2 separate regions of the Homo sapiens genome follow, and region 1 is linked to region 2. Evidence: read pairs that join two places in POLR2A ChIA-PET (ENCODE). Cell type or tissue: PC-9. All regions are shown on one strand. Each heading gives the region's core, and the rest is flanking DNA. Links, peaks and the distances in the headings are about the cores only.

Region 1 (5,370 bases), core at 54-5,053, 64 kb before region 2:
GAAATTTTATTTCCAATTAATTACAAATGGTAAAAGTGGAAACAAAAAAAACTCCCTCAAGAGCTCTGTTACACAGATCTCATTCTCACAGAAAGTCGCTAAGATAAAGAGACGACAATAATTATTTTTAAAGAAAACAAACAGAAAACTGACACAAAGAAGTTAAATGAACTATTGGTGTCATCCTTGAATCCTTTTGTTCTGTCACACCTCAAATCCAATCCATAGGCAAATCCTTCAGGCTTGACAATATGCCCAGACTCCCACCACTTTCTCATCTCCACCTCCACCACCCTAGTCCAAGCCAGCATCAGCTCCCACCTAGATCATCACAGCAGCCCCCTGACCGGACTCCCTGCTTCCACACACAGTGGTCAGGGGTTCTTTTAGGGTGGAAGTGACCATCATGCCTCCTCGCTGGCTCAAAAGCCCCAGTGACTTCCCATCTCACTCAAGATCAAAGCCAGAGTCCCACAATGGCCTGTGAGATCACCTGTTTTACCTCTCTGACTTTATCCATTACTCTCTCTTTAATTCACCTGGCTCCAGCCAAACTGGCCTCCTGGATGCTCTGGAACCTGCCAGTACTTCTTGTTCCCTCTACTGGGGGGCCTCATCCCATAAAATGCACCCAGCTTACCTAAATGTGTGTTCCATGTGGCCGGCTCGCTTTCTGAGGTCTTTCTAGACCACCTTGTTTAAAACCGTGACCTCTTTCCTCTGCCCACTTATCCCCATCCAGCTTTATTCTTCCCGTCCAACACACCCTAATATTTGCTCACTCACTCACTACTGCCTGCTGCCCACCCTGTCCCCAGAAGGTAAGCTCCGCAAGAGCTGGAATTTCTGTCTGTTTTGTTCACTGCTCTCTCCTCAGTATCCAAGCAGTGACTGGTCTGTAATGTGTGCTCAATAAGTATCTTTCAACTAAATGAGGAAACAGTAAAGGTATGTGCAGGAAGAGTTACAAAGACTTATCCAAACCCACATGGTGGGGTAAAGCCAAGTGAGAAATCAAACTTTAATGTCAAAGCATTTCTGGCACATGGTTTTAAAGAGACTATAGCAATTTGCTGGCTTTTTTTTTCCTCCACATTTATTATAATTGGCAGAAATATCTAAATGACAAACAAGAAAACAGAGCCACAGTCCTAAACAGTCATTCTTCTATAGCTGTTCTCTTAAGTGGATTTAAATATAATGAAGCCTCTCCACACTTGATACAAGGCATTCATTTATCAGTGTGGCTGCCTTAGAACCAGGCCCTTCTGGAGCCTAAGTAAACATATCACTTGGCCCAAGTCCAAAGCATACAAAACCAACCTTCTGCCAGATCTTAGATTTGGGAGACCATGACCCATTTCCAGCCCAAGCTTGCTTCCCCAGTGAGATGATACTTTCCTTTTTCTCCATGGAGGAAAAAGTCAACCAAAGGGATTAATGGCCAGTGTTTAATAATTACGGCCATTCTTTTTATACTTTTTTTAAAAGGAGAGATAGGACTACCTACAAGTAATAAAAACAAAGCAATAATGACATTACATGCGTTTAATGAACAATTCTCCCCACTAACGGCAAGGGCATAAACAATTTATTGCATATCTTGGTGGCAGAGAGGAAATACAATTAAATCCATTAATAGCCACAGGAGTTTTTATGTTCCCAGAGGACCTTGGTTTCCAGAGTTGCTTATTCATTTTCATCCACAGCAAAAGCAGTGCATGGGAGAGATGACAGAATGCTGTCAACTACTTTCTACATATTTTAACTCTGAGGACATAATTTCATAAACAATAGACTTAAGGCATATTACACTGCCCCATTCCATCGCCTGTGATTTAAAGTACCAAACAAAAACCTGCTTGTGAAGACAATGTAAAAGGTGGCTGATATGAGAGCTGCTGCAGTATAAATATTATACCATCATATTCATAGTTTCACTGACACTCCTCAAAGATGTGAAGGTCATGATTTCTATGAACATAGATGCTCAGACATTTTATTTTATATTTTTTGAAACAGAGTTTTGCTCTTGCTGCCCAGGCTGGAGTGCAATGGCATGATCTTGGCTCACTGCAACCTCTGCCTCTCGGGTTCAAGCGATTCTCCTGTCTCAGCCTCCCAAGTAGCTGAGATTACAGGCGACCGCCACACGCCCGGCTAATTTTTTTGTATTTTTAGTAAAGATGGAGTTTCACCATGTTGGCCAGGTAACTCCTGACCTCAGGTAATCCACCCACCTCGGCCTCCCAAAGTGCTGGGATTACAGGCGTGAGCCACAGCGCCCGGCCTGATGCGCAAACATTTTACAAACAAACATTTTATCTATCTTCATAACAAATGAGGTGTTTTTTTGTTTGTTTTTTTTTAAGGTGGCCAGACATAGTGGCTCACACCTGTAATCCCAATACTTTGCGAAGCTGAGGTGAGAGGATCACTTGAGGCCAGGGCAACATGGCAAAACCCCATCTCTATAAATAATTTAAAAATTAGCCGGGTATGGTGATGTGGACCTTTACTTGGAAGACTGAGGTTAGAGGATCACTTGAGTCCAGGAATTCGAGGCTGCAGTGAGCTATGATTGTACCACTGCACTCCAGCCTGTGGGACAGAGTAAGACTGTCTCAAAAACAAACAAACAAACAAAACCAAAAAACTAAAGAAAGCAGTTGTGCCCCATGTACCAGTCTACACTCTTCATTAAGCCCTGATGTTTACCATGAGAATCCATTCATCATTAAGATCCAGATTCAAGGAAATGTTAATCTGTGTTTTATACATTCTTAAAGAAGAACCAGAAACAAGTAAATATAATTGTAGATTTCCAACCAAAATGGAAAAATAAAGTCCTGATGCTTATTAAAGGTGAAAATTAACATACACCCAAAGATCTACATGTTTCAGGAGAGACCACAAATGTATTATCAGGTTTCTCCTGTAAAAGTAGAATGTAGTTTTTCTATGGCTTGAGACACAAAAAGGAAAACTTAAAAAGACAAGAGAAAAAAAAATTAACTACATTTAAACCCTCATTTTCCTAGGAGTTGCTCAGTTTTCACCGGTGACAAATGGCAAGCTGTAAACCGGTTCAGTTGCTCTTCTGCTGCCAAACCAGGGCTAAAGAAGTCAGCAGGTAAAACAGGGAAGCTGTCAAGTCAAGCTGGCTCAAAACAAAGCTGTGGTTTGCAGGCGGGGCCTGTACCATCTCTTCCGTTCATATAAGCTGGCAGGATGTAGAAACAGGATCCCGACCCAGCCACTGCTTCAGAGAACCAAAATATTTTGTTTTGACTTTGTAGTCTAATAAGCTTGGGGTTTGGCAGGATCTGTGCCTCAGGTGAACCCAAGACCTTGTGATGGTCCCACCGAGGAAATCTGAATATTACCCTAATTCTAGAAAGAAAGCATGTTTGTTTTGTTTGTTTTGTTTGTTTTGTTTTGGTTGGGGGGGGCAGGGAAGACGGAGAAATTAGGTTGACAAGAAAAACAGCAACAGTAATAGCTGATATTAAGTGCTTTCTATGTTGCCACACACACGATTAACATGTGTTAATAACAAAATTAACCTTATTTAATTCTGATGATAATCCTGTGAGACAGGGACTTTTCTTTTCTTTCTTTCTTTTTTCTTTTTTTTTGAGACAGGGTCTTGATCTGTCGCTCAGACTGGAGTGCAGTAGTGCGAACACAGCTCACTGAATTCTTGACTTCCTGAGCTCACACAATCCTCCAGCCTCAGCCTCCCAAGTAGCTGGGACCACAGGCGTGTGCCACCAAGCCCAGCTAATTTTTTTTTCTATTTTTTGTACAGACGGGGTCTCCCTATGTTGCCCAGGCTGGTCTCGAACTCCTGGGCTCAAGCAATCCTTCCACCTCAGCCTCCCAAATTGCTGGGGTTATAAGTATGAGCCACCACACTCAGCAGGGACAATTATTATGCCCATTTACAGATGAGAAAAGTTGAAGCATTATAGAGGTTAAAAACTTGTCCAGAGTCACTCAAATAGTAAAATCTGACCTGACTGGCTCCAGAACCCACACTCACAGCCACTATACCACACAGCCTCTCGCTGTCTATGATGGAAATTGAGCAGTGTTTTGTAATTCCAGCTGGCAAAGAATAAGGCATTAAATATTATTTGTCAGCTATGAGAACCAGACAGGGCTTGGGGGACCAAGTTTAAACACAGAAACGGCTCTGGTGTCTGGCAATCATGAGTCATGAGACAAATTCCAGCCCCGCCCACTTTTAAACTGTGTAGTCTTAAAAAAATGCCTTCACCTCACAGGGCCTCAATTTTCCCTTCTGAGAAAAGGGATCGTAGCACCTGGCTCTGGCAGTTTTGTGGCACACAGTAAATGCTCTGGTCATCAGCTTCACTGCAGCGAGCATCAGCGCAACTGTCACCTTACCAGAGGCCCTCCCTCACCAAGACAGCCTTTCCCCCCACACTCAGTTCCCCACCACACTATTCTTTGTGACCCTACTCGCTATCTGACCATTTATCACAGATATAACAATATAATTGTTCCTCATCTGTCACCCCCACCAGAAAGCACACCCCGGGAGAGAATGGACTTTGTCAGCCTGTCTGCTGCTGCTTCTCCAGAGCCTAGATCAGTGCTTGGCACACAGAAACACTCAGTAAATATTTGGTGAATGGATGAATTGTGCATAACAGATAGTCATTCAATAAACATTATAAAACACTATAGGAAAATCAGTGTCATTGATTTGACAAATGTAGTTATTGAGCATCTATAAAGTAACTAAATAAAGGAACAAGATTATTTCCAGTAATGGCGAGTAGGTGTGAAGTAGCTTTATAAACTCCCAGAAGGGGTTGGGCAGGTGAGGACAGCCTTCCAAGGTAGCAGGTCAGTGAAGAGCTGAATGATACCCAGGAGCTAGTCTCAGCGATCCAAGGATCCAGGGAAAGGGTATCACAGGTAGAGGGAACAGCAAGTGCAAAAGCCCTAAGGCGAGGGTGACCCACCGCAGGAACAAGGGGAGAACGCAAAGGTGAGGTCAAAGACATGGGAAGGGGCTGCATCGTTTAGCATCTCCTGAACCATGAAAAGGGGATCTTTTTTAAGTATGACGGAAAGTTACTGGATGGTGTCTCTTATCTTCACCCACTAGAATGCAGACTTCATGAGATCAAGGATTTTGCTTGCGGCACATATCAGCTGGTCTATAAGCTTTTGCTGAATGAATGAACTGGAAGATTATAGAGGGGGTGTGACAAGTTCTGATTTTCATTTTAAAATATCACTCTGAACTGCCACTAGTGGTTACTTTCTGGGAAGGACTAAGGTGGCAGAGGTTGGGAGGGATTACAATGCAATGTGTTTGAGAGGTACCATAAA
Region 2 (5,325 bases), core at 1-5,000:
CTTCCTGACCAGCGTCCAGGAAGTGACAGGGACCCTGGGCCAGTCCTTGCCGTCCATCGCAGCCATCCTCATCCTCATGTTTACCTGCCTCTGTATCCTGGTGCTGCAGGGGCTGGGGTGGGGGCCTGAGGGGCTGCGGTGAAAGGGGTGCGGGGAGCAGGGATGGGGCAGGACGAGGGGCGCTGGGGTGGGGATAGCACTGGAGAGCTGAGTTTGGCCCTGAACAGCCAGTCCTCTTCTCCGCGGTCCTCCGGGCACTGTTCCGCAAATCTGACCCCAAGCGCTTCCAGAACATCTTCACCACCATCTTCACCCTCTTCACCTTGCTCACGCTGGATGACTGGTCCCTCATCTACATGGACAGCCGTGCCCAGGGTAGGGCAGGCCCCAGGCTGCAGGGAGGGCCGGGGATTGGCGGGGTGGACCGGCCAGGGCTCAGTGACCCCATCGGCAAAGTGGGGCTTCTGATGCCTGCATGTCCGGGTATGGGAAGGGAGCAGGTCGTGGTTGGGGGTGGCGAGCACAGCCTGACTGTGCCCTCTGGCCTGCTCCCCCTAGGCGCCTGGTACATCATTCCCATCCTCGTAATTTACATCATCATCCAGTACTTCATCTTCCTCAAGTGAGGACTCACCCCTGCTCTGCTGCCCAGCACCACCCACACTTCCTCCTCTCCCCTGGGACCCTTACCCCAGCCCTCTCACCCTGGTCATGCCACGCTGAACCCACAAGAAGTACCGGGTGCCCCTCTCCTCTGGCCTCCTCGCTGAGGGCACACCCCTGTCCCTCTCCCCAGCCTGGTGATTACTGTCCTGGTGGATAGCTTCCAGACGGCGCTGTTCAAAGGCCTTGAGAAAGCGAAGCAGGAGGTACCGAGTGGGGTGGGACAGGTGGACCAGATCAGGAAGCTGGAGGAGTGAGGCCAGGGGCCTCCAGGGTTGAGCAGGCCTGGGACTCTGGCAGATCTGAGGCCTCTTCTTCCCAGAGGGCCGCCCGGATCCAAGAGAAGCTGCTGGAAGACTCACTGACGGAGCTCAGAGCTGCAGGTATGGGCCTGGCCCGCCCTGGCCCCACCTGCCCGTCCGCAGTGGGGGCCAGTCTCTCCATCCCCCTAACCTCCTTCCACAGTCACAGAATTCCAGACTCAGTTTTAGAGTTTTAGAATTTGAGACTCAGGAGGACTTTAGTCCAGAGGACCCTAGAACAATCCTCCCAAAGCCAGTTAAACTGCTTGTCAAGTCTTTTTTTTTTTTTTTTTTTTTTTTTTGAGATGGAGTCTTGTGCTCTGTCGCACAGGCTGGAGTGCGGTGCTGCAATCTCTGCTCACTGCAACCTATGCTTCCCAGGCTCAAGCAATCCTTCCATCTCAGCCTCCTGAGTAGCTGAGACTGCAGGCATGCGCCAGCACACTCGCCTAATGTTGTTGTTTTTTTGTGTGTGTGTGTATTTTTTAGTAGAAATGGGGTTACACCAGGTTGGCCAGGCTGGTTTCAAACTGGAACTCCTGACCTCAGATGATCCTCCCACCTCAGCCTCCCAAAGTGCTGAGATTGCAGGTGTGAGCCACAACACCTGACTGTGCTTGTCAAATCTTAAAAGACCTACCTGGGGCCGGGCATGGTGGCTTACACCTGTAATCCCAGCACTTTGGGAGGCTGAGACGGGCGGATCACCTGAGGTCAGCAGTTCAAGACCAGTCTGGCCAACATGGTGAAACCCTGTCTCTACTAAAAATACAAAAATTAGCTGGGCATGGTGGTGGGCACCAGTAATCACAGCTACTCGGGAGGTTGAGGCGGGAGAATCACTTGAACCCGGGAGGCAGAGGTTGCAGTGAGCCAAGGTTGTGCCACTGCACTCCAGCCTGGGCGGCAGAGTGAGATTCCGTCTCAAAAAAAAAAGAAAAAAAAAAGTTCTAATTGGCCAGGCCTAAGTTACCTGTCCTTGAAGCTGGGGGGTGGGGCTAACTTCAGCCAGAGGACATGGACTGAAAGGGGGTATCCCTGAAGCTGGAGGTGGGGCTAACCTCAGCCAAAGGACATGGACTGAAAGGGGGTAGAAGTGATTTGTTCCTCAAGACAATTGGGGCACTTCTTCCAGAAGTGGGGTGGGTGCTAGACGGGCAAACAAAGGGAACTGCATCGTGCTGCATGCCCGGAGAAGCAACCTCCTGGAGCAGCCTGGCCAGAAACTCCATTAGCCCTTATCTTCCTGACACATGGGGTTCCTCTGCCTCCTCTCCAAATCCAGGCCTTGACCTCACCCTTCTTTCTCTACATCCAGAGCCCAAAGAGGTGGCGAGTGAAGGCACCATGCTGAAGCGGCTCATCGAGAAAAAGTTTGGGACCATGACTGAGAAGTGAGGAGACAGGAAGGGAGCGAGGCCTGGGGTCTGAGGGTGAGGCCTGGGGGCCTGGCTGGAGGGCTGGAGGGAAAGGGACATTGCCTGCCCCTCTAGAAGGGGATGGAGCGCTGAGGCTTGTGGATGAGCCTGTGGGTGCAACGAGGAGACCCTGGGTGGCTTCTGCACATCCAGAGGTGTGTGTGCCACCTGGCTAATCCCAGCAGCAGGGGTGCCACCCATTCCTTCACCCCAGAACCATCCCCAACCTTTGTCAAGTCTGGGCCCTGTGAGGGCTCCAGGGACCCAAAGAGGACACAGATTCAGCCCCTGCCCATGAGGACCCCACCTCTAAAGACCTGTGTTGGGCCATGGAGAATGAGTAGACTTCAGCCAAGTGGAGGGATAATGAGGCGGTTGGAGGAACAGCTTAGATCAAGGCCTGGAGGTCCGATGCTCAACCTCCATTCCTGTCCACTTGAGTGGCCAGCTGGGCCAGGACATCTGGGGACTCATGCTGTCCCCATGAGAAGGATCTCTGGGGAGCCAGGCCTGGGAGCACCAGGAGCCCTGCCCAAGCCTGGTAAACCCTCATGTATCTTTCTCTTTTTTTCTTTTTTCTTTTTTTTTTTTTTTTGAGACAGGGTCTCACTCTGTCACCCAGGCTGGAGTGCAGTGGCACAATCTAGGCTCACTGCAACCTCCGCCTCCTGGGTTCAAGCGATTCTCCCACCTCACCCTCCCGAGTAGCTGGGATTACAGGTGCATGTCACCACACCCAGCTATTTGTGTGTGTGTATATTTTTTTAGTAGAGACAGGGTTTCACCATGTTGGCCAGACTGGTCTGGAACTCCTGACCTCAAATGATCCACCTGCCTTGACCTCCCAAAGTGTTGGGATTACAGGCATGAGCCACCGCGCCTGGGCTCTCACTTATCTTTCAAACTCAGCTCATTGACGCTGCCTCCAGAAGTCTTTCCAGGTCGCCAGCATCAGGCGAGGTTTCCCTCCTCTGGGCCCCTCAGAACCCAATTTCATGCCTCAAAGTGTCAGCAGCTGTCTGGCTCTGAGGGCAAGCTGTCTCTCATTCATCTCCATCTCCTCGGAGTACCTTGCTGTGTTCATTGTTTCCAGTGTTCTTTGATGAATGGGTTGACAAGATGGCGGGGAGGGTGTGAATGGGACAATGGGTAATGTGGTGGGCAGATGAGTGGGTGGAGGGACAGGTGGGTGACTGACTACACAGCATGATGAAGGTGTCAATGGGTGGGTGGGGGGTGGCTACAGGGAAGAGCAGGTGGGTGGAGGGGGAGGTGAGTTGTGAGTGGCTGGAGGGCCAGATGGGTGAGTGACTGGATAAGGAGGTGGGTGGATGGATGGGTGGATGGTCGAGTGGGCGTATGGGGAGGAATGGGGCTGACAAATGGGTGGGTGGAGGGATGGGTGGTTAGGAAGATAAACAAAGCCAGAAGCCTCTGCGCTACAGGCAGACTTGGGCTCTTTCTCATATCTGGAAAAGGAGACCTCCTGGAAATGCAGGTCTGCAGTCATATAAATTTTGTGGGGAGGAGGCAGGCAAGAAGAGCCTCTGGGTGGTTCTGGGGTGCAGTAGGCCCAGCCAGCAGGTCAGCCCAGCCCCTGTCTCTGCGACCCCCCCGCCCACCCGCAGGCAGCAGGAGCTCCTGTTCCATTACCTGCAGCTGGTGGCAAGCGTGGAGCAGGAGCAGCAGAAGTTCCGCTCCCAGGCAGCCGTCATCGATGAGATTGTGGACACCACATTTGAGGTGAACCAGGCAGGAGCGGGAAGGGGCCGGCGAGGGGAACCCCAGGGGCTTGTAGCCAGAAATGGCTCCAAGTAACTCCCATGGGGATCGGGGAAGGCAAAGTCTGGCTCATTCACCCACCAGTGCCCCACTCACCCCTGCAGGCTGGAGAAGAGGACTTCAGGAATTGACCCCAGGAGGACACCAGATACAGACTTCAGCCCCTGGCAGTCTGCCCACCTGGGTGCACTGGGACGGGTCCCCAGATCTGCTGGAATGATTGTCCGGGCCCTGCAGAGCAGGGGCCCCAACAGAGTTTTTAAACCCCAGGAGGCTCCATGTCCTCACTGACTAGGCCAAGGCGCAGGGAAGGGAATTGGTGCACACACACGAACGAGTGTGTGCCCGTGTTGCATGTGAAAGGAGCTGCTCTTGGATCCCCTCCAGCCCTACCAGCGCCCGCATGCTAGCTCAGCCCAGCAGGGCATTAGCAGCAGCTGGAGGGATGAAGCAGAACGTGGGCTGAGCTCAGGTGCCGGCGGTGCCGGGAGGGCCGAGGAGGCAGTAACCCTGCTTTGGGGAGGAAGGCCCATCTGGCCCAAGAGTCAGGAGAAAAAGAATAGGCCTGAACACCCCAGGGTTACCAGGGCCTGGGGGCCCAATAGGCTCTAGGAATGGGGACTCAGAGCCCAGGAACTCAATCCTACCAGGACCCTCAGCTCCAGTAGAAGAGCACCAACCGGATGGGGATATCATGAACCCAGAGGTCGGAGGTCATTGCCATATCCTGCCCTTTCTGGGGTCAGACTCTAGAGCCCCACTGAGGGGAGGTGGAGTCGGGGCTGCTCAAGTCCTTCTGGCCTCAGGGCAAGGGGCGGGCAGGGATGTGTGGAGGACCCTGCTGCTGGGAGAGGGAAGCAGGGAATGAGGCTGAAGGCTGCGCCCCATTGCCTGCTCTAGGACTTAGATGACCTCCCCGACTGATAGCCTGAGCCTAGGCTGGATGTCCAGAGCCCCTGTCCCCATGGCTGGGGGTGACAGTGGGACACTGGCCTATGCTGGGTGCTGGAGACCTAGCACTGAGTCAAGTTCAAGCCTCGCCCTGGCCCCAGGGGTCTCTCCTTAAGTGGAGGGTTTTCCATTATCTACAACAGCCATCTCACCTCTAGTAGAGGCGAATCCAGGGTGCAGTTCAGGCCGGAGGGAGTCAGGAGCGGGAG

Evidence for each region. Peaks named below come from ENCODE experiments on the same cell type or tissue, not always from the same donor. Only the 100,000 strongest peaks of a DNase experiment are listed, where the experiment ranks them.
Region 1: POLR2A ChIA-PET joins it to region 2 with 10 read pairs; 4 of 35 experiments call an interaction of 5 or more read pairs at or near these places.

What each region holds. Positions count from the first base shown.
Region 1 is chr11:66,079,501-66,084,870 of GRCh38, reverse strand. The region is part of intron 1 of PACS1 (phosphofurin acidic cluster sorting protein 1); the gene reads right to left. Among named protein-coding and RNA genes, the nearest start is that of PACS1, 12 kb to the right of the region's middle. RefSeq lists an enhancer at 4,359-4,408. In PC-9, for the core only: no CTCF peak of the experiment used is centred there; DNase peaks (open chromatin) are centred at 3,150 and 4,190; H3K4me3 peaks cover 790 bases; H3K27ac peaks cover 2,234 bases.
Region 2 is chr11:66,015,861-66,021,185 of GRCh38, reverse strand. CATSPER1 (cation channel sperm associated 1) reads left to right here. Exons shown (of 12, transcript NM_053054.4): 5 at 1-92; 6 at 232-375; 7 at 559-622; 8 at 797-869; 9 at 986-1,046; 10 at 2,284-2,359; 11 at 4,012-4,126; 12 at 4,270-4,434. The coding sequence ends at 4,296. Among named protein-coding and RNA genes, the nearest start is that of CST6, 6.5 kb to the right of the region's middle. In PC-9, for the core only: no CTCF peak of the experiment used is centred there; no DNase peak of the experiment used is centred there; H3K27ac peaks cover 209 bases.